Regions from separate parts of the Mus musculus genome. Here region 2 is linked to region 1. The links are chromatin loops, found by intact Hi-C in ENCODE. Cell type or tissue: gastrocnemius. All regions are shown on one strand. Links, peaks and the distances in the headings refer to the core of each region. The heading gives the core; the rest is flanking DNA. Region 1 holds the start of Cflar (CASP8 and FADD-like apoptosis regulator). Region 2 holds the start of Clk1 (CDC-like kinase 1).

Region 1 (12,057 bases), core at 1,347-9,346:
GATGGCCTTGTTGGGCATCGGGCATCACTAGGAGGAGAACCCCTTGTTCCTGTGGAGGCTCGATGACCCAGGGTAGGGGAAAACTAGGGCGCTGAGGCAGGAGTGGGTGGGCAGGTGGGGGAGCACCCTCATAGAGGCAGGGGAGGGGATAGGGGGTTTGTAGAAGGGAAACTGGGGAGGGTGATAATATTTGAAACGTAAATAATTAAAATAACCAATAAAAAATGAAAAAAAAGAGTATGTAACATTTCTGAGATGAGCTGGAAATTTTTAAAAAATTATGAAAAGGATTTTCAATATCTTAAAAAATATAAGACTGGGGACTGGAAAGATGGTTCTGCAGTTAAGGTTGCTTGCTGCTCTTCCAGAGGACCTGAGTCTGGTTCCCAGCACCCACACCACATCAGATGTTGTTTCACAAAGAGCAGCAACTCTAGTTCCATGGGATCTGACGAGGCTGTCACGGGTACCCACATGTGCTACACCCCCTCCAGTAGTGACTAGCGTTACAGGCCTTGAAACCTGGATGCAGTCCTTAGGGGGGAAGTTCAGGGAAACTTAGTCTCCTGGAACCGTGGCATTCTGTATAAGGAATGTTTCAAACTTGTCCTTGGGAATGGATCTGTGTGCTTTCTTTCAGTATTGTATTATTATAGGTGTCTCTAAGCAGTGACTTGCCAAATACCTAAGCATAATCGAACTTTGTTTCCTGGCCTTCATCAATGTCCTAGGGTAGTCCTTGAGCCAACCCTGGACTTGGAATTCAGTAAGAATGTTGCCTATTCAGTGACATTTAGAATTGCCTCTGGTATTGTAAGTGAGATACTGAAAGAAATCAGGCATTACTCTCTACTATACAGAGTTAGAAATCTCAGGGCAAGCTTAGCAGAGTAAGTTTAGGATTTTTATTATAGTTATGTATAGCAGACTGCATTACTTATTAGTAGAAAGTTTCCCCACACAATCACTTAGAATAAAAGCCAAGTCATTCTCATATACAGGAATGTACAATGGTTTAGGAAGTAGATCGGCCTGTGGTTTGAGTAGGAGCTAGAATATTGCATTATTCATGAGAAGGTTAGCTAGAGTGGAACTCCCTAATTAGAACTATGACTTGGGTGTGAAAGCCCTTGCCCCAGGAGTGTAAAGACCTCACACCTGGCTTCCAAGAATATAGCTGACCTTAGATAGAGCTGACTTTGTCTCAGTTGTTTTATTGCCCAGTACCTGCCAGTCTTTATGTTTGCATTCCTCTGTTTTGTGTTAGAGTCATTAAGCATCCAGTAAACTCATTGTACCTTAACAATAGTGACAATGATGTGTCACCTAACTTCCCTATTTTCTTCTGTATTAAAAGTCTGGTGCTCAATTTGAAAAATTACATTCAGATACATACTCTCTCTGGATTCATGTCTGTTTGTCATCCATGCCAACTCCTTGCTCACCTGTAACTACCGGAACCCGAGTTTTGCCTGTGGATCGAGTATCCAAGTGAGGTCCGTCTGCAGCACACATGCATCTGTGCACACGCAGAGACACGTTCTCTTAATTAATGCCACCATGTAACTAGTGCATACCTTTAACCCAGTACTTCCAGAGGCAATTGGACTCAAATAAAGAAATACAGTCAACCTTATACCAAGATATTTTATAAACAGTGTAACTCTAGTCTCATGAGAAGTTATATGGTCTCCATGGGTATCCAGGTCCATATGTCCACATATATAGACATACATTTACAGCCAAATAGAATATATATATATATATATATATATATAGAGAGAGAGAGAGAGAGAGAGAGAGAGAGCCAGATATGGTAATACATGATGCACATCAATAATCCCAGCACTTGGAGAGGCAGAGGTAGGAGGACCACTTTAAGTTCTGGGCCAACTAGGGCTACATAGTGAGTCTGTCTCAAAAAAAATGGTGTTGGAGGGTGGGGAGACATACAGCAATGGAAAATCAATAATATTCTAACAGTACACAACTAACTTTGTTTCTTCATTAAGAATAAGGGGACATGGTTACAGTTCTATGGAGCTTTCTAAGTCTGTGATCCTATGGTAGAACTAGAAGTGTATTTATAACAGGCTGGCATGCTTGACTCTCAGATTATCTATGAGGTGGTAAAATCTTGATGGGGTTCATAAAATGAATCTGGGGACAGTATGTCACTAGATATTTTGTGGGAAACTCTTTACAACATTATTTAAAAGTTATTTTTTTGTTTATGTTTTCAAGACATGTTTTCCCTGTGTAGCCCTGGCTGTCTTGGAATTTGCTCTTGTAGACCAAGCTGGCTTTGAACTCACAGAGATCTGTTTACTACTGCCTCCAAAGTGCTGGGATTAAAGGTGTGTGCCATCATGCCCTTCTAAAAGTACCCCCGGCCTTAAAAAAAAAAAGATTTATTTATTTATTTTATGTGTGAGTACACTGTTGCTGTTTTCAGACACACCAGAAGAGGGCATTGGATCCCATTACAGATGGTTGTGAGCCACCATGTGGTTGCTGGGAATTGAAATCAGGACCCCTGGAAGAGCAGTCAGTGATCTTAACCACTGAGCCATCTCTCCAGCCCCCTAAAAGTTCTTGCTACAACATTTTTGTCTTCTCAGCATGCTCTCCTATATAGAAAGGGCATATATACTGTTAAATTTTAGTTATCCAAGTATTATTTATAAGAACTCTGTAAGAGTGAGAAATAAAACTTGATACACAAGAAAAAATAATGTCATATACTAGTGAATGAATGAATTAAGAGTTTGAGCTGGGTCTGGTGAACACAGGCCTAGAATCCTAGAATCCTATTGAGAGGCTGAGGTTAAACGACATTTTTACCATGGGTTGTAAGACTAGAGGTTAGTAGAGAAATGCTCTGGGAAAGAGTAAGACATACCCGAGTATGGTTACAGGCTCTGCCGGGGACAGCTGTGTCCTATTATTTTATGGGATATATATTCTGTAGCTGAGTTACATGGTTTACACTTTTCCTTTATTATTTTGTGTGTTCCATATCTGCATTGACATGCGTACAGCATCGCACACACGGAGGCTACCTGTGTGGGTGTGGTTTTTTTTTTTTTTTTCTTTCTTTTTACTTTTACAAGTCATCAGTCTTTGGGAGCAGGGAAAAATATTTACTAGTTGTACCACCTGCTCCAGTCCTTAAGTAACAAGTTTTAAAGTGTAATTTAGATCGAGGCTTAAAGGCTAAAGGCTTAGTTTTAATTTTATTATGTTTATGTGTGTGGGCACACATGCCCTGGCACACGCGTGGTTATCAGGGGACAACTTGTAGAGCTGATTCTCTCCTTTGCTTCCTGTCCTCTTCCACCACAAGGCCTCCAAGAGAGTAACACAGAAAATGTGTTGATACTTTGTCTCCTTCCACTGGAGCGGCTCCACCGGATAAAAAAGGAAGCCTACATGTTCAGACTGGTAGAAATAAAGATATTTGTTATTTTATTTGTGTTTTTCTGTATTTAAAAGTGTATCTAGCCAAAGACTTTTTTTTGTCTTTATAAAGTCAAGTAAGGGTCTGGAGAGAATGCTTTTCGGCCTCTATGCTGACTGCTCGGAAGACCTTTGTCTTTGCTAAAAACCCGGCCCAGGATGCGAGCCAGGGCTCAGAGACGCTGCGCCTGCTGCCACGTCTGCTTTCGGTTTCTGGGCGTCTCCATTTTGCGGACCCTAAAGCACGCAGCGAAGTCTCTGAGACCTGAGCCTCTCAAGCGGCCACTTAGGGCCGGACAGGTACGTGACCTGCGCGGTGTAACTGGCGCGCTACTCGCGACGCTGCGCGAGCCTGGGACCCTAAGTCCCGGGCCGCTGTGCCGTGCGCGTTCTAGCCCGGCAAGGAGGTCGCTACGAGTCCGGCGCCGGCGCTGGCGCACAGGGGATGGCGGGCGGAGCCCGGGAGGGCGCGGAGGACTGTAGCTCCTTTACTGGCTTTGCTGGCTGGGTAAGAACCAGGGCTCAGGGCGACCACAGGTGGCAACAACTCCCAGTTCAAGGAGGCCTGGTGTGTTCAGGGGATGGGATCTTCAGGGAAGTGACCCTTAATGACCCTAAGGCACCCCGGAGCTGTAGTGACTGCATTGAGGACTGGAGGGAGCACCCATAAACCCCCAAGGGGGAGCATTCCTGTGTTCCTGTCGGAAAACTAAAGATTAACTTTGCTGGCCGAGCCACAATTAGTCAAGCACAAAACATCTAGAGAATTACTCATTTCCTGGAGTTGAACTGTCCAGTTTCCAGCTTTCCTTTCGAAAAGTTGGTTCTCTCTCTCTCTCTCTCTCTCTCTCTCTCTCTCTCTCTCTCTCTCCCTCCCTCTCTCTCTCTCTCTCTCTCTCTCTCTCTCTTTTGGTGGACAAGTTCGCTGGAAGTAAATTCAAGGAGTCTAATTAAATCCTCCGGGTTCAGGTAACCTTCGAAAAAAAATTTTTTAACAGTAAAAGGGGTGGGGCCAGAAGGGAGTGTCATATGTCAGGCCTTGACCAATAGGGATGATCTAAAATTTAAAACCTAAGAAGAGATTTTAGATAAAAGGTCGACCTCCTAGTTTACAAAAGGTTCTGAACAAAGCAGAAAGCTCAGCTCTCTGGTATCACAAACAAGCTTGGTTTGTAAGCAAATTATTTTTTTATTTTATTTTTTGGTATTCTGAGACAGGACTCTATTCTCTATACAGCCCTGGCTCTCCTTAAACTCACTGTGTAGCCCAGGCTGCCCTAGACTGTGCAGAGATCCACCTGTGTCTGCCTCCTGATTGGATTACTAGGATTAGAGAGTATGTCGCTATTAGTCACTGTTCCTGGGAGTCCACCAGAGATAACCACGTAGCCAAAGTTCATAGCCTATTGAAAGTCTTTATTCCAACCAGCTGGGATGACACTTAGGTACTGTGTGTATTCAGTGACCAATGTCCAGAGCACAGGGTTTCTGAAGGCAGAGACCTCACTTGGCAGCTGGAGCGGGGGGGGGGAGTGGGGGGGGGGTGGGGGGTGGGGGGCGGGGTGGGGCGCGGAGGTGGAGGCTTTGGGTAAGCAAGCGATTTGACCGCTAAAATCTTCTCTCAGCAGCCGACCCCACCCCCGCCCGCCCCCAAAGCTGGGCGTACACCACCACACTCAGCTTCAATGGATTTTTCCAGAAGTTTTATGTTGTACATTGTTTTTGATGACATTTAATTCTTTAGCAAGTCACCACTTGCTAACCTAGTTTCCCAAGCTGCGAGAAACCCGGGTGGGGGGTGGGTGGGTGGGAAGTGGGGTGTTTCCTTCCTTCAGAGAAGTAGCATGGGGGGCGGGATTTGGGGTATGTGCGGTCTTTGGGGTTTTCTTTCTTTTTTTTTTTTTTTTTTTTTTTTTTGAGCCTTGACTGGTCAGTTTCGCCCCTAGAGGCGGAAGTTGGCTTCCTCTCTGGCTTCCTGTAACTTTCCTCCGCCCTCTTGTTAGGATTGTGGAATTCAGCAATGGCCTCGATTCAGTTTTGGTGAAATGGCGGCCATTCTCATCTTCTCGGAGCCCTTCTCTTTGCTCACACTCGCGATTCTGCCCCCGCAAGAGTACTCTGGGGACGTCCTTATCGCTGGGAGAGAGCGGTCGCATCTCATTCCTGAACCTGTTGGGCTCGCTGGGCGCGTCACCTGGCTAGCAGCTTGGGCCAGCTCCGCAGGCTAACTTTCCTGGACGCCTACTGAAGAGTCTGCTCCTCTCTGTGTTCTTTCCAGTGTCTCGTTCGATCCAGTTTTCTGGTGGTCTCCAGCGAAGACAGGCGACAAAGCCGTTGTTGAGTGGGATGGGCCGGCGACCGCCCGGTGTGAGTAATCCCAGAACCCCTCCTATTCTTGCAGTTCCCAAAGGGACTTGGGAAGTTGGAGAGCTGACTCCTGATTAATGTAGGAAAGTGTTCGTTTCCTATCTTCCACTCTTGGTTCCTTCTGTGCTTTTTGGGGATCCACTCACAGCACCTCCAGACTTGTGGCACATTCAAATCCAAGTCTTTCTTGAAGAGAGCCAAAGACTTATTAAATTAAACTTGTTACTGGACTCAAATGCCTCCTTGTTAATTTAGTGTGTGACTCTGGATGGCGTGAAATTTCGAACAAGGTACTTGGGTGTTTTTTGTTTGTTTCTATAATCCCAGCGTAGAGGCTGCCTGGACAAAGCTCAAGGACAGCTTATCCTGGCAAGAAGCCTGCTGGCCAAGAGTGAGGCAGTGAGGGTTTGGCCCAGGGCCTTCCTATACTCAAAGCATTATTTCTCTTAAATCTCAGAAACAAGAAGCACTACCTGTGTTATGACGCCCTAGCTGACCTTCACCTCTGGGAAGACTTGACACCCCACCTGGGGCAGCTGTCTTGCTCCTTACTAAGGATTTTACTTCTTATTTTGCATTGCATTTTAATATCCAAAACCTTTCAGGCAAGTTATAATATAAATAAAATATACCTGCAAAGTAAATACAGACACTGCCCCCACCTCCCACGAGTCCATTCCCTAGCGACAGCCAGAGGTGGCTGGTTCTAGTCACATACATTGGTGTACTCAAATACAGTCTTTTGGTTGCCTTTAAAAAAATTGGGAATCTTCCCTTGGCCCCAGCCATCCAGCTCCTTTTCGTATTCTTTCTCCAAACAGTCTTTCAGAACAGATGTTTGTGGTGTTGTTTTTCTGTTTCCATCCTAGTTTCCCCTCCTTCCCCATCTTGTGCAGTGGCCACTTGGATTTGTTTCATTGGCTCTTTTTTTTTCTTTCTTTCTCCTCCCTCTTCAATTCTTAGCTTTGGGGAACAATTTCTTCCTTTGTGTCACTATTGAAAGAAAAAGACTGTGTGTGTGTGTGTGTCTGTCTGTCTGTGTGCCCTTGTCTTTCTAGGTAAAATTGAACTCTTTCTGCTCTTTGTACCTTATTCTATATTTATGCTCATTCGATGATCTGTACTCATAGCCACTTTTTCTTTGTCCATTTAATGCCAGAAAACAACAACAACAACAACAACAACAAAGACAACAACAACAAATCTTAGCTTCATTATTTTCCTCTTTCTGGGGTTTCTTTGGTTGAACACATTGAAAGAATTAAGTTCTGCCAACTCGGTATCAGATTTACCACTTATTCGAGACTGTGTTCTGCATTGAACTCTTCAGTTGAAGAAGACTGTGGTATCTTCTGATTTTTTTGTTTGTTTTTTGTTTTTTTTTCGAGACAGGGTTTCTCTGTGTAGGCCTGGCTGTCCTGGAACTCACTCTGTAGACCAGGCTGGCCTCAAACTCAGAAATCCGCCTGCCTCTGCCTCCCAAGTGCTGGGACTAAAGGCGTGCGCCACCACACCCGGCTGTATCTTCTGATTTTGAAGACAGCACTTCACTATAGCCCAGGCTGGTTTGCAACTCACCACGCAGCACAGATTGGCCTTGAATTCTCCAAATCCTCCTCAGCTTCCCAAGCGCGAAGATTACTGACATGAGCTCCTGCACCCAGGTCTTTCACAGTTTTTGATCTACATTTAATACCTCAGTTTTTATTTACTTATTTGTTTATTTGATGTATGTGAATAAAATGTAGCTGTCTTCAGACACACCAGAAGAGGGCATTAGATCCCATTACAGATGGTTGTGAGCCACCATGTGGTTGCTGGGAATTGAACTCAGGACCTCTAGAAGAAGAGCAGTCAGTGCTCTTAACCGATGAGCCATCTCTCCAGCCCACCTCAGTTTTTCAGTGTGATTGAAAACTCCACTTGCTTTAACTACTTTCAAGGTTTAGTGTGCTTTGAAGTAAGTGACTTCCTTCAAAGATCTTGTTTTACAAGTGGGAACCAGAGCTTCATGGACCTGTGAAATGTTCCATGTTTAAAAGTCCCCCTTTGCCTTATATTTCTGTGATCTTTTAAAAAATACTTTTTTTCTCTTGTAGCTTTAGTTTTTGGTTTTGTTTGAGACTGAGTCTCCTGGAGCCTGGGCCAACCTTGAACTCCTGGTCCTCTCTGTTACCTTAGTTATGGGTACACACTGCCATGCTTGACTGAAAAGCATTTTTTAAAAGTTAGATCTTTGTTTAAAAGGTAGGCACTTTACAGATATCTTGCTCAAACACCTCTAGGTGTTACGGAGGGGGTCCATCAAAGTCCCTGATGGAAATGAAAGTGTATGCATTTCTCTGCTGACTGACACTCCTACCCCCTTTTAATTAGGAAACACAAAAGTAGTAACAAGTTACATACAGAACCATGGCTGAGTGACTACTGAAACCTGAACAAAAGTTTTATGCTTGACTTATGCCCTGCTTAAACCCCAAGGCCATACTATTTTAATCTGACAGATAGTTAAGGGTGTGCTTAAAGGCCTAGGGAACCTATTAAAATGTTGTGGTGGGAACAGGGGGTTTTATATATATAGCACAAGGCTTTACCCTGGAGAAATGATGCAATTGCTCTCTGCCCAGGCTTTCCACAAACAAGCTGGCCACCATTCAGCCTAAATGTGGAATCAGTCTCGTTAACCATGGTTGCTTTCAGGAATGTCAAAGAATCGTTCAGGACCAGATAGGCGAGAAGTCAGGACTACCAAGGGGGATCAGAAGAAGCAGATGGACACTTTGTTACTTTATTTCCTCAAGTTGTCCGTTTCAGAGTCTTTCCTCCCCCACCCCTCACAGTTCCACTGTTTATCATCAAAAGCAGGGAGGGCAGGAAGCTTGAGCGACCACAGACAAGCGTTGCTTCCTGGCTTGCTCCAGAGTTTCTTACGACAAAGAGAACTTTTTATAATTAGAAAAACTTCTCTATATATTGAAAGGCATGTTTAGAAGCTCCATATGGTGATCATATGTACAGCTTTGGTCTTTGAACTGAGCTTTTGTGTAACTGGACAAGTGTATTTGCCTGGTTGAAATTTTAACTCAAGCCAAGCCAAGCTTCAAATGTCATAAATGCTGAGCTGTGTTCTCTTAGTCATTTAGAGTTGTTTCTTGGCTCACCTTTTTTTTTTTTTTTTTTTTTTAACTTTGTTTGTTTTCTTTCCCAGACAGGGTTTCTCTGTGTAGCCCTGGCTGTCCTAGAACTCACTCTTTAGACCAGGCTGGCCTCGAACTCAGAAATCCACCTGCCTCTGCCTGCTGAGCACTGGAATCAAAGGTGTGTGCCACCAGCTCTCAAATTTATTTTCTTTTTCCAAGACAGGATCAGTATCTACCCCAGCCCAAGCTGGCCTTGAATTTGCCCTTCTGCCTCAGCCGTGCAAGCGCTCTGCCTGAGTTAGACTATGATGAGAGACAAACCCTCACCTTCGGTCAGCTGTGTGTGGTAGGCCCTAGGTGCCTGCCAGGCTCAGGCCTCAAGAGCTCTTGAGCAGGTGACATATGACTATCCAGTTGCAGCAGATAGGCACACAGAGAATGTCCGTTTGTCCCTTTGCAGCCTACACTGAAGCAAGGTGGAACTGGTGGCATGAGAGGCATCACCCTTGGAACCTGGACATAGACAGAGCTCAGCTGTTCTACACTGAATGAAGTAATGACAGGGCTGATAGGAGGGATTATGGGTATCAGAGGCTGGGTATGACCCCAGGAAGAGTCTCCTGTGAGCTGGGAAGACCTCATCTTAATGGGCAAACAGTGTTTCCAGCCCAACGCTAGCCTTTTAGGAAAAGGGCCAACTGATTGTCAATACATTTTGATTAAAAACTAAATAAATAAATAAAAATAAAAATGTATCCTCGGCGCTCACTCTCAATAAGCTGTCATTTCTTAAACTCTTAAAATTTATGTGCCAGAGTGTTCGTTCACCCAACCTCAAACCCAAGTTTCTACATATGTGATTGTCCCAGAAGAGACTCAAAAGTGCCGAAAAACAATTTTATTGTTGTTGTTTTGAGATAGTCTCTCTGCATAGCCCCGACTGTCCTGTTTACAGACTTTGAGAAAACATGTGGTTTTCCTGACTGCTGTTACATGAAAATATACCCCCAGTTCCCTCTGCTCCACATCAGATGGTTTAGATACTTACAGCAACAACGATAACAAAAGACAAGGCCCGGCTACCTCTTCATTGTACAACTTAGAAATGACATTTGGTCTCTGGACTCAGCTTTTGCCAAAGCATTAAAATTTAAAATCTTGCTTACACCAAGCAGTTTGGCCTGTTTTTTCTTTCTTTTTCTGCCAAGGAAATGGAAGCTTTGTAATTTATGAACGCAGCAAATCCTGCTCTGTGTGTTATCCCCACAAATTCAGTACTGCAGCAGTTTATGCATGATTGCATTTTTAACTGACATCGTCAGATATAAGATAGTAGTTCTGAGGATGTTAGACTGTTGTCTTATTTGGGGGAAATTAGTTTAAGTTTTGGGTACGTTCTGCTGGGCATGTTGGCTTATGCCTTTAATCCCAACACTTGGAAGGGAGAAGAAGGCAGATCTGTGATTTTGAGACTACCCTGGCCTACATAATGAGTTCCAGGACAGTCAGGGCTATGTAGAGAGTATGTGGGCTAGCGTTTGGCTGGAAACACTGTTTGCCCATTAAGATGAGGTCTTCCCAGCTCACAGGAGACTCTTCCTGGGGTCATACCCAGCCTCTGATACCCATAATCCCTCCTATCAGCCCTGTCATTACTTCATTCAGTGTAGAACAGCTGAGCTCTGTCTATGTCCAGGTTCCAAGGGTGATGCCTCTCATGCCACCAGTTCCACCTTGCTTCAGTGTAGGCTGCAAAGGGACAAACGGACATTCTCTGTGTGCCTATCTGCTGCAACTGGATAGTCATATGTCACCTGCTCAAGAGCTCTGAGGCCTGAGCCTGGCAGGCACCTAGGGCCTACCACACACAGCTGACTGAAGGTGAGAGTTTGTCTCTCATCGTAGTCTAACTCAGGCAGAGCCCAGAAGAAATGCCTGAAGACAGCTGTGAGGTAGGGCCAGATGAGCCAGTTTGTGACCAGGGCAAGCTATGGAAGAGAGCTGGAAAGATACAGAATTCTAACATGATGCTGAGAGGGGGCGGGGGGAGCTTTCTCAGTGGAGGCAGCTATGAAGAGGTTAAAAAAAAAACCATGTTGGGGATCAGGGAGGTATTTGGAATTGGATTATGGATAATACACAGACATGGAAGGATATTGTTAGTGCTTGGGCTATGTATGAGACGTTTGTCCCAGCAGAAATTTAACTCTAAGATGTAGCAGGCCACTCTGTCAATAGGATTCAGTTTCCTTGCTCCTGGCAACTCTGTCCATGGTTCTGGATCCAGCTAGACGTTCAGCCTCTTCCTCCAAGTACCAGGGTGCCAGGTTTGTGCTGCCATGCCTGCCGGCAGTCCCTTGGTAAAGTCCCCACTTTGCTCTTTGTTTCCAGCACTAAGCACTAACTTGGGGGCCTTGCACATGCTGAGCGAGTGCTCTCTCACTGAGGGTGCACCCCTAGCTCTCTTACTACCCTTTGAGATGGTTTCACTAAGTTGCCCAGGCTGGTCTTGAACTCACGGAGTGCAGGCAGGTCTGGAGCCTTCAATTCTTCTGCCTCAACTTCCTGAGTAGCTGGGATTACAGGTGTGTGTCGCCAGGCCTGTCTTTAAAGCCCCTGCATACCAGTTCTTTTACCTGGGGAACCTGGAAAGTTTGGAAGGGACACAGACAAAGAAGAGGAGTTTATCAAAGGGCTGTATAAAATGCACCTACTTTTGTGTCAGTTTATAATTGGAACCATTTATCATCTGTGGGCAATATTATCTGTGTGAATGAAATGTGTTGCTTGTGAAGTGTATGCTTTGTCACTGACAATAACCGTGGCTAGTGACATGCCAGATTATTCTTTTGCTCCAGCCAATGGTCTGTCTCCTAGGCTATGTTTTAGTGCACGTCCACAGCACCGCAAGCCAGGAGCCACAAGATGGTTATTGCACATCCTCCTTTGACTAACTTGAGAAGGGGTGGGAGTTGCCGTTTGAGGTATATATCTTACATTTAAAATGCACACGGCATGGGGAGAAATGGCAAGTGTATTGTTTTAGCTGTTCAGCTTGTCTGTGGGTCCTGTGTACAAATGGAAGGGAAAG
Region 2 (12,057 bases), core at 2,406-10,405, 290 kb before region 1:
GCACACACCTTTAATCCCAACACTTGGGAGGCAGAAGCAGGCAGATTTCTGAGTTCAAGGCCAGCCTGGTCCACAGAGTGAGTTCCAGGACAGCCAGGGCTACATAGAGATACCCTGCCTTGAAAAAACCATAAAGCAGTCATACAAATAACACCCCAAACTACAAATTTTTATTGGATTCAATATAGCAGTGTAGGTTGTTTCAGCATACCAAGTACTAACCTAAAATAACTTCCGGTGCTCTATAATGTCTTGTAGATACCAATGTGCTGTGGTGTTCATCATCATATGTTGCACTTCCAAAGTCCACCACTTTAATATCTGGATTTACTATAGTACGTTCATCACGTTTCTGAAAAGCAAAAGCGACAAGTTATAAAGCCATACTACTGAAACAAAGTATTCAATAGCACCATGATAATCACGCTGTAAGTGCTCACCATTTTGGGATTATAAGCCTCTGTGTAGTCAGACTTCACAAATAAGATGTTTTCAGGCTTCAAGTCTGTATGAGTCAATTTATTACTATGCAAAACTGGAGAAAGTACACATAATCAGTCTCAAATATCAAAACAAAATCATAAGCCCTAAATTGTAACATGTGCCTATAATCAAAGCAGTAAAAAAGCTGACACATGAAAATCTAAGTCTAAGACTAGCCTAGGTAGGGTACTGAATGAGTCCTCTTTGTGAAAGGGTCTCTCTAGCCCTGGGCTTTCCTAATACTTCCCCTGTGGAACAGTCTGGCCTGGCTGTGAGTAAAGATGTTCACCACCCGGCCTGGCTGAGATTGTCAGAACCAACAAGATGGTCTGGTCAGATTGCTCAGTGGCATGGACATGGACTACTATTATTCAAAGACCTGGGTTCAAGTTCCAGCACCCATATTAAGTGGCATAACCAACTGAAATCTCAATGCCAGGGGGGTCTGAAACCCTACAATCATGTTGTGCACACATGAAAATAACAAAATTAAACACAAGGAAAAAAACAAAAAACAAAACAAAACAAAAACCTCCTTTGGTGTCTTCTTATATAATGTAGAAAGTAATCAAAAATCTTAGTCCAGTAACGAATTCACCAGAGAAGGTGTGAGGATCTATGTCTGATAATAAATGCTTTCCATCCATACAAGGTTCTATCCACAACATTCAGGTGGTAGATAGCTACTAGGGCAGGATACTGAGATCTGAAGCTATCCTGAGACAATCAGATTGTCTCAAATCATTGAGGACTGAAACACTAACATTGCCAACTCTAGTGATGCTGGGTGTAGTTAGTAGCACTACAATCTTAGAACTAGGACAGAGTACAAGGTTGCCCTAGACTGCACAATGAGACTATGTTTCTCAGTAACAAGAAAGGAACTGAAAATATTGGCTTCCATCAGTAATCCCAGTACTTAAAAGAAAAAAACTCAGAGGGTTGCCAATTAAGACAATGACAACAGGGTATTTCTGGTTTACATATCTTGTTTGGGGGTAGGAGGCCCAGCAACCACATGGTAGCTCACAACCATCTGTAATGGGATCAGACGCCCTCTTCTGGTGTAACTGAAGAAGGCTACAGTGTACTCATATGAATAAAATAAATAAATCTTTAAAAGAAAAAAAAAAAAAAAACAAAAAAAACACCACAAAAACCAAACTGAGATTTGTTGCATTTAAATTTTTTTAGGACTCTAGGCTAAATCAGTCTTATGCATACACCTTTTACCTTTTGTTTTGAGATAAAAAGATGGCCTCAAACTTAGATTAAAAAACTACTTGAAAATTCTGATCTTTTGGGGCTGGAGAGATGACTCAACAGTTAAGATGGTCGCTCTTCTGGTCTTGAGTTTAATTCTCAGCAAACACATGGTGATTCACAACCATCTATAGTAGGATCTGATGCTCTCTCTGGCACACAGGTTTACATGCAGATAGAATACTCATACATTAAGTAAATGAATCTTTTTTTTAGAAATTCTGTTTGCTTTTGGTTTTTTTTTGTTATTGTTTTTGCCATCTGCTAGGGCTAAAAATTAGAGGCATGCATCAACATGCCCAACTTACACGTTGCTGGAGATCCAACCCAGGCTCTGCACATGCTGAGCCAACACCCACTTAACCACACTCCCAGCTTTCTTCCTGTTTTTTAAAAAAACTATTTATTTTATATATGAGTAGTACACTGTAGCTGTATTTTAGACACATTGGGCTGCATTACAGATGGTTGTGAGCCACCATGTGGTTGCTGGGATTTGAACTCAGGGCCTCTGGAAGAGCAGTCAGTGCTCTTAACCGCTAAGAGATGTCTCCAGCCCACAAGTCTAGCTTTCTGTTCACTGAATTAAATACTACAGACCAGCAACTTGTAAGCAACTAAATATTACTTTACAATAATTTCTCTTCTCTGGAGATTGAACCCAAGGATGTGCGATTAAGTCTTCCTCCCACCCCTATTGTCAACTATAGCTATTAAGAGGTATATTCAAATCTTTTTTTTTTCTTCTTCTTCAAAAGGGTTTTATGGCACCTGCTAGCCTTGAACTCAGAGATCCGCCTGCCTCTGCCTTGGAAATGCTGGGGAGTTAAAGGTGTCTACCATCCCCTGACCTTTTAAACCACTCTTAACAAGCTTGCTAACTTAATCAGCATCCAATCCCCCAATTAGTCTGTATATACTCTCAGGCTAGGCTTTTAAATCCCACAGTAGATCTCATCTTCTAGTCTTCTGTAGTCATGGGGACAGAACAAAAAGGCCTCATTTCTGTCACTGAGCTAGAGTCCCTAGAGTCCCACCAGATTCTTTTTTTTAAAGATCCAAATTAGTCTGACATTAGTCTCAAACTCAAATTTTACAAGAAATATCAAGAACTTACAGTTTACAGATTTGCATATTTGATATGCCATCTTCCTGATATGATCCATTCGAAACGGCAGAAAACTGTTTTCCTTAATGAAATCATAAGTACTAAGCCCCAGAAGTTCAAACACAATGCAAATGTGACCTCGATGCTCAAACCACTCCAACATCTGGACACAACGGCTATAAACACGTTAAAAAAACAAAACAACTCAATAATAGGGCTTACAATTCAAACCTCTCTATTTCAAGTTTTAATGTGATACTTACAAAGTACTATGGGGGTCTGTTGTATTCAAGTGTTCCAAAACTTGTATTTCCGATTGAGCAGCTTCACAGTATCTATCCACATTTTTAACTATTTTTACTGCTACACGTCTACCTCCCCTGTTAAAGAAAATAAAAGTAAGTTTTAAAAGGTGATAGATGCCAGGCAGTGGTGGTGCACACCTTTAATCTCAGCACTAGGGAGGTGGAGGCAGGCGGATTTCTGAGTTCGAGGCCAGCCTGGTCTACAAAGTGAGCTCCAGGATAGCCAGGGCTATACAGAGAAACCCTGTCTCGAAAAACCAAAAAAAAAAAAAAAACCAAAAAAAAAAAAAAACCCAAAAAAAAAAAAAAAACACTATCTCAATCTGTCTTCTTTTTTTAAAAAAGATTTATTATTATATCTAAGTACCAAAAGAGGGCGTCAGATCTCATTACAGATGGTGTGAACCACCATGTGGTTGTTGGAATTTGAACTCAGGAGCAGTCCGTTCTCTTAACCACTTGAGCCATCTCTCCAACCCCTCAACCTGTTTTCTAAGACTCAAAACAAATGCAGTTTGTTTCCTATATTGCCCACCACTGTGTCAAATACTATCTCAAATCTTTGTTCCAGGTTATCAGAAAAGTTGGTGCTAGGTCTCAACTCAACTCATTTAGAAAGTTTTTGCTACTCTTGGGGCAGAAAATGTATAGCTGATCAAAGTGGTTGCTTTAGATGAACAAGGTCCCATGGACTTTTCCCAGAACTAAACACATACAAGTATTTATAGTATTAAGGTGTTTGTATTTTCAACTGTTAATTCTGTACTGGCACAGAGCTCAATGCTGGCAGAATTTTGGTACTGTCATCTCTATGGCTCATCACCAGGTTTTCTCATCACTGGGTTTTCAATTTGTAACCTTTGTCCTTCCTTACCTGCCTAAAGGCAATCTAAGAGATGTATCACCAATCTAAGAGATGTATCACGTGCTGTCTCCCTGCTAACTGTAATAAAGAACTGACTGCCAATAGCTAGGGCAAGAAGTACCAAGGCAGAGCAGCCAGAGAGGTTTGAGACTCAAAAGCAGAATTGTAAAGGACACTGAAGGGAACAGAATAGGTAGGTAAACAGATAGCCTGCTGGCAGGACAAGTGCTAGAATAGTCAGGTTAAGTAAAGAGCAGCTGAGCCTGGCAGTGGTGGCACATGCCTTTAATACCAGCACTTGACAGGCAGAGGCAGGAGGATTTCTGAGTTCGAGGCCAGCCTGGTCTACAAATTGAGTTCCAGGACAGCCAGGGCTACAGAGAAACCCTGTCTGGAAAAACCAGAAGAAACAAAGTAAAGAGCAGCTGGGAGACTGCCTCTGCTAAAGGCCTAAGCTTTAAACTGTATTAAAAGTTTTCATGCCCTTAGTAGACTACTGGCAGGTCCCCAGCAAGTCCCTCAAAAAAGTTTCATTTATTCCAAAGTATAAAAAATAAAGATACAGAGAAAACACAAAAACAGCCATGTACTGGTCTTACAGAAGTCCAGAATTCAACTCCCAGTATCTGCACCAGGCAGCCCAACTCACAACCACCTGCATCCTGGACACATTCTTCTGGCCTCTGTACTCCTATGCATGAGTGCACACACAATTAGAAATAAAAATCACTGTCATTAGCATGTTGAATCCCTAGGTCTGATCACCAACATGGGTTGAGTGGTGTGAAAAGCACTAATGAAGCTTGATGGACCCGAATAATCACACCTATGACACCCAGCTCTGTCATGACAATTCATCTAATGAAAAACAGCCGGGCGTGATGGCGCACGCCTTTAATCCCAGCACTTGGGAGGCAGAGGCAGGCGAATTTCTGAGTTCGAGGCCAGCCTGGTCTACAAATTGAGTTCCAGGACAGCCAGAGCTACACAGAGAAACCCTGTCTCGAAAAACCAAAAAAGAAAAAAGAAAAAACAAGTCTCATACTCATTGGTGCTAGGAATTAAAACTCTCTGTCCCTTCTCCAGCCAGGAAGCTGCAAATACTATTTAGTTGGTTTTGTTTAAAAAAATACAAGAGTGAAGCCAGCCTGATCTACAGAGTGAGTTCCAGGACAGCCACGGCTACACAGAGAAACCCTGTCTCAAAAAACCAAAACCAAACAAACAAACAAAAAACCAAGAGGCCAGGTTCGATGTTGTACACCTTTGATCCCAACACTCAAAGAGGCAAGTAGATCTCTGTGAGAGCTCCAGGCCTGCAAAGTTAGACGCTGTCTCAAAAACATTCCAAAGCATTCTAGAAGCAGAGGCAGGTCAATCTGAGCACTAGGCCAGGCTGGTCGGTCTACAAAGTGAGTTCCAAGACAAGCAGGGATGTTACACAAATAAACTGTTTTGAAAAACCAAAAAAAGAAAAAAATAGGGAAACTTACACTTTATGATCGATGCATTCCACCACTTTTCCGAAAGCACCTTCACCTAAAGTATCAACAATTTCATCTAAAAAAGAGGAATAATTATTATTCATAACAGGAAATGAGAACAATGTACTTATAAGTATTATCAATGCAGATTATTCTAGGTGATGCTGCAAATTTCCTTATCATTAATTACTTATCAGCCAACACCATCCAAAAAACATACAACTATTCTTAGATCTAATTTCATTCTCAGACTAATTTCATTAACTTGATTTACTGCTGTGGAATTTAATATTAAAACTTCAAAGAAAGCAAAGACAATCCCCTCCCACCAAAAGAAATGAAAGCAAAAAAAAAAAGAAAAAAAAGAAAGAAAAAGATTTCCAAATCCCTGAAACTTTAATCTATATATACATATAGATTATGTTATCTGAAAAGTAAATAAGTGTTGAAAAATATTCTATACATCTTGCACTTAGTACGTCTCCACTCTGACAGATCAGGTGACCCTCCTCATCATCCTCTACACTCCTCGATCTTTTCCTTCGGTGACTCTTCTGGACACGTCAAGTGGGCGGCACCAGCACCAACATCATCCAGCCAATCAATACACCCGAGTGAATTCAGGGCAGAATACGAAATTCATTCAGCGGGGAGATATTCAGATACACGCCAGGCCACAAACGGTTGGCAGGAGCAATTTCAAATTCAGTCCCCAGAAATTCACAGGGCACATAGTTTATGTTAACAGGAGAAAAACATGGCAAGGAACAGATTTTCAGATAAGATACTCAAAGTGGTAAGTCAACAAAACATAAACACATTTGCTTTTCTTCTTAAAAAACAAAACAAAACTTATCTGTGGCATTCACTCAAACATAGTGTCCTAAATTCATACTACAAAACTGTAGAATGTAGTATTTACTTTAGTACCCTGTGGCCAAATTAAGATTTGGCCTAACTAATAAAGAAAATATATATTAAAATAGTAAATAAAATGATAGCCCTAATTTGGGAAGGGAAAAAAAAGGTATATAACACTATAACATTTAAAATGTTATCTGATAGATTTCCAAATTAATACATGAAAACACTAACTTCAAATCTGTAACTTAATGAGGAAAAAAATTTACACATGTTAATAAGTCATAACTAACCCTAACACAAAAATACCTAATTCCTTGGAACAAACTGACAATTTATCAAAATAGTATTTCTTGGAATAGCATTAAGACAATCTTTCCTATCATTACAGAACTAAATATCACTATTTTCATGAATTTCTTATGTAATACACAAATACTAAAAGAATACTCCTGCAAGGTAGAGTTGTGATGACTTTTATCTTGAAATTTTCTCAAACACAAAACTGTTTCCTGTTCTCCATGGGAAATAAAACCTTTCAGAACGTTTAAAAGGCACTCATACCCCGTGTGAATGGTGCTGCGAAGTGTGGTGGCGACTCCTGTGTTTACTTTTGTAACTGCTTCTTCCACTCCTACCAGAGGACTTGCTACTATGCATCTGGTATCTGCTTCCAGGTTCTCCATAGGGATGCCCTGGCTCGTAGCCCATGTAGTCATTCCTGTATTCATCAACATAGCGTCGACTATGATAAGCTTTCTCATTTATGGATCTGCTTTCCAGATAATAGCTAGAGGAGAAAAAAAGTTTGTTTTACAGCTACACCAAACAATTGCAATGTAGAGAACTGAACTCAACACGTTTGACCAAGATAGGCATTTTACCACTGGACTACAGTCCTTCCACAAATCTCCAGATTATGCAGTTAAGCAATTCTAAGTATATCATTATATATGGCCCCCAGGATTTTATACACGGTAGGCAAACGTTCTATATCTGAGCTACTCTCCCAGTATAAATCTACTTTTATATTGCAGTACTTTATATGCCTTGTAAAGATGAATTTTTAATTGTGTGTGTGTGTGTGTGTGTGTATAGGTAGTATACTAAGGAGTGCCAGAAAAGGGCATCAGGTCCTCTGGAGCTGAGTTACAGGTTAGTGGTAGTGTGTCTGAAGTGTTGGGAGCCAAACTGTCCTCTGCCAAGCTTAAGTACCAGCTAAGCTATCTTCCCAGCCCATAACCGCCTTTCTTACCTGTCTGTCGTTTTGGAGTGATCGTACCTGCAGCGCTTTTGCTCACGGGCGCTGCTATGTGATCTCTTCTTTCTTTTGTGACTGCTGCTGCTTCTCCATGTTCCATAATCCCAGTCTCTTTCATCCCAGTCAGGACAGTAAGTTCTCTTTGAATGTCTCATCTATGAAAGACAAATTTTACCAGTTAAACTGTAGTTCTGTGATGTTCAGTAGTAAATGTTTCTTTGCAAACTCCCATTAGTTTCCATCTTTCCCCTCCCCAGACAGCCTCAATATAGAGTAGCTCTAACTATGTGCACCAAGTTGCCCTTGAATTCAAAGAGCCACCTGCCTCTTGCCTCTGGAGTACTGGGATAAAATGCATGTGACCCCCAGCATTAACGTTTTGTTTAAAATCAAAGTTCTAAAATTTTAGTCAACTGTCTGCAATCATAAAAATTATTGCATTGCCTCAGATTCTGCAATGTAAACTTTATTCACAGATTTTTTTTTTTTTTTTTTTTGGTTTTTCGAGACAGGGTTTCTCTGTGTAGCCCTGGCTGTCCTGGAACTCACTTTGTAGACCAGGCTGACCTCAAACTCAGAAATCCACCTGCCTCTGCCTCCCAAATGCTGAGATTAAAGGTGTGCGCCACCATGCCCGGCCAGATTTTTTTTCACCTTGTTTTCACAATGCCCAAATTCATATTAAGTGAAAAAGGTTTAAAACCTTAAGTGAAAAAGGTTAAAACTTAAGAAAAATGTATGACAGCTCTTTCAGAAGTTCAACTTACAGGTTCACAAGGTTCAATTTCTACCCAAACCAAGTCTCCGACCAACGTAACCACAAGTGACCCTAATTAAGAAGTTTTTTTTTAACTGGGCGTGGTGGTGCACACCTTTAATCTCAGCACTCGGGAGGCAGAGGCAGGCGGACTTCTGAGTAAGAGGCCAGCCTGGTCTATAAAATGAGTTCCAGGACAGCCAGAGCTATACAGAGAAACCCTGTCTGGAACAGCCCCCGCCCCCAAAGTGTTTTGTTTGTTTTTGGTAAAATACCAGTTTGGATGTTATGAAGTGTTTGTTTACAGCTATTAAAAAAAAAAAAAAAAAAAAAAAAAAGCTGCTCAGCAGATGACCTCAATTCCCAATTCACCGTCAAGTAAATGCCCACGGTCCCCGCTGACACTCTTACTGCTAGCAGAGGGAGACTGGGAAAATTATGAAAATATGGGAGGAAAGCCTGAGAAGGTAACAGGCGCGCCTTTTATGCCGAGTCAACAAAATTCGGGCTCCACCAATAAAGCCACTCTACTTAACTGTACAGGACAGGCCATGATGTTGAAAATAAAGCTGTTCAGAGCGGAAGTGACGTACAATCTTAGGGTGTTCCCCTCCTGTTTCCTAAAGGTAAACAACTCCCCCGTTACAACTTTGTTTACAAAGGAAATTTTCTATAACTTTTTTTTTTTTGAGACAGGCTCAAAGGGGATTAAAAGGCGAGCGACAGGCAGTACAGCCCGGCCGTCTTGAGTTTTAATGTTACAAAACCTAAGTAAATCCTAAACCTTCTTAAAAATCACTTGTTCCTCGCTCTCACAAGCGCTGTCCCGGTGTGCCTCGTTTTCATTATGCTCGACTTCGCTATCTATCGACCGCCTCTGAAATTCTTTTCTTCGTCGAAGGCGGAAACTACACAGAACTGAGGTGACAGCCTGCTGTGACGCTGTCCCCGCAGCGCCCATCTCTAACAAGATCAGCGACCGCAGCGTGTGGGGCCGGCCTGGTTACCAAGACCTTTCGCTTCAAATATAAAGAAAAACAGCACCAAAACCTGCGCCGTGCCACCGCCGAGAGCAAAACCAGGACCGACCGAGTCCAAGCGAAGGCCGCGCCCTGGCGCCGCCATGGCGAAGGACGAGCGCGGCCTTCCCCCTACCGCCATCTTAGGTCCCGCCGCGGCAGCTCGGGCTCTTGCAGTCGGCCGGCCCTCCTCGGGACGCGGAGCCTGCGGGCATCGTCCCCGCCTACGCAGAAGCCAGCGGCCAGAGCTCCGCAGCCGGGGCACAGAGCCCCTTCGCGTGGCTCCGCCGTGAAGAGCCGCAGCGGGGTCCTTGGAGGCGGCGGGAAGATACAAGGAAAGGCCCTGACAGACACCGCGTCTTACCTTTCCAACCCTGAAGACAAAGCTTGCAAGGCGAAGACAAAGCTTACAAGGCGACGGCGAGAAGTCTGCAAACGATTACGACGATCTCCCAACACAAAATGGTGCGGACAGACGCAGTGCGAGCTTCTTCTCGGAAAAACTGGTGACGTAGATGGGCGGGGCCTATACCGGTCCTGAGTGCGCAGGCGCGGGCCCGCTGCCCAAATGGGCGAGGGATGGAAGGACTTGGTCCTGACTGTCCTTGCTGTGGCTTCTTGAGGATACTTAGACACTACAGGTTACAGTAATAGTATAATCCACGCTCGCTCTCCCTCTCTCCTTTTTCTCTTCCCTCCTGACTGCAACCTTTTAAACTACACCAACAAAGTATCTCTGGTTAGTAACTCAGTGACTACAGTTATGTTGACCTGTCTTAAACTAGTTTTTAGTGGTTGGGTATGACATGCACTGACGCCAAAAATGTTAGAAATGAGCATGGTGGCACACGCCTTTAATCCCAGCACTTGGGAGGCAGAGACAGGCGGATTTCTGAGTTCGAGGCCAGCCTGGTCTACAAAGTGAGTTCCAGGACAGCCAGGGCTATATATACAGAGAAACCCTGTCTCGAAAACCAAACCAAACCAAACAAAACAAAAAGTTAGAAATGGTGGAACAGGAGCGGAATAGTGTAAATAGACAGATTAGTAAGTAGTCTTGAAGACTTTGAGGATGCCCCCCCCCCCCCCATAGTAGCTTCCCCCAGCCTTGAGTAGGCTGGCTTTGACCTTGTTGCCACTGAGAATGAGACTACCTGGGGTGGAACCTTCCAACTTAGATGGCTCTATTGTTCCGTCACCTGCCACTGCTACCTGCTGAGAGGCCCTTTAGATATTCCAGAGACTTCATCCAGCAGATCACCTACAGGCTGGCAACAGGCATCAAGAATGGCTTGGGGGGCGGGGGGTTATGGTTTTGAGACAGGGTTTCTCTGTGTAGCTCTGGCTGTCCTGGAACTCACTTTGTAGACCAGGCTGGCCTCAAACTCAGAAATCCGCCTGCCTCTGCTTCCCGAGTGCTGGGATTAAAGGCGTGCGCCCCACGCCAGGCTTAAGCACAGACTCTTAGTAAACTTGGGGGCCTTGAACAGAAATGTGTCTTGGCCTCCATTATTTCTCTCGCCATTTCCTTCCATACAGCTCCGGCCTCCCACTCAGGAACCCAGTTAGTGTGGCCTCAGGCGGCTTAACTCCTATTTCGCTGGTAACTCTAAAAAGGTAGATATTAGGGGGAGGAGAAAAAGGGGGGTGCGTAGGTATCAGTTTTGCAACTCCTTTGCTTTCACCTTTAAGAGTTAATCTAGACCTGGGCATGGTGGCATATCCCAGCACTAAGGAGGCAGAGACAAGGGTTATCTCTGAGTACAAGTTCAGTGTGGTCTATATCGCAAATTCTAGCCAGAACTAAAAACAGGGGAAGAGGAGGGTGCTGGCGTTGGCTTAACAGGTAAAGACACAATGCCACCAAGCCTACCTGAGTTCAATCTCCAGGAAACACATACTGGAAAGAGAGAATCAATTCCTACACACACACACACACAAATAAAGTATTTTTTAAAGAAATTAAAAAATTTTTTAAAAATTTAAAAAATTTTAAATGTACATGTATGAATATTTTGCCTACATGTATATGTTGGGGTCCAGGAGTTGGCTCACAAACCACACAAACACTGATCTCAGTCAGACAGGGATAGTTTATTGAACATATGCCCTAAGACTGATCGATCAGGGCTGCAGCTCAGAATTCGAGGGCTGAGCCATGACTACAAACATTTCTCAGGGACAGCTTATTAAAACACACACACACACACACACACACACACACACACACACAAAGTGCTGTGAATTCATACCCAGGTGCAGGAAGTGCTGCCCGGTAGTTAGCTCTGACTCCAGCCATTTTAGATGTAACATCTCATATTGACTTTTAACTTGATGGGTCCTACATAAAGCTTTGTGGAATTTCTTAACATTAACAAACCTCATACAGAACATAACAGGATATGTGATCAGCATGACCCTGCTCTGAGTCAAGTTATTCTCTGTGTCAACAACTGGCAGGCACATTACAGCAACAGTATGAAATAGCTGGAGGGCATGGAACAAAATGACTACAGCTATGCAGGGGCCAGACCTCAACATATATATATGCACGCCAATGGATGCTTGTTGCCTAAGGAGGCCAGAAAGGAGGGTCAGATCCCTTGGAACTGGATTTACAGATGGATATGAGCCTCATGGAACCTAGATCC

What was found. Peaks named below come from ENCODE experiments on the same cell type or tissue, not always from the same donor. Only the 100,000 strongest peaks of a DNase experiment are listed, where the experiment ranks them.
Region 2: a loop joins it to region 1, with 4 times the contacts of the local background. A loop is called at or near these places in 3 of 42 quality-filtered maps.

What each region holds. Positions count from the first base shown.
Region 1 is chr1:58,707,834-58,719,890 of GRCm38, forward strand. It overlaps Cflar (CASP8 and FADD-like apoptosis regulator), which reads left to right and starts at 5,453. Exons shown (of 10, transcript NM_207653.6): 1 at 5,453-5,826. In gastrocnemius, for the core only: CTCF peaks have their summits at 2,442 (motif pointing right) and 5,407; DNase peaks (open chromatin) are centred at 3,686, 3,839, 4,823, 5,018 and 2 more places; H3K4me3 peaks cover 6,226 bases; H3K27ac peaks cover 7,154 bases.
Region 2 is chr1:58,414,150-58,426,206 of GRCm38, forward strand. Clk1 (CDC-like kinase 1) reads right to left here and starts at 9,939. Exons shown (of 13, transcript NM_001042634.2): 1 at 9,771-9,939; 2 at 7,625-7,785; 3 at 6,934-7,159; 4 at 5,972-6,062; 5 at 5,518-5,584; 6 at 3,118-3,234; 7 at 2,864-3,030; 8 at 441-535; 9 at 223-352. The coding sequence starts at 7,785. In gastrocnemius, for the core only: no CTCF peak of the experiment used is centred there; DNase peaks (open chromatin) are centred at 7,054, 8,781, 9,599 and 9,940; H3K4me3 peaks cover 5,656 bases; H3K27ac peaks cover 2,592 bases.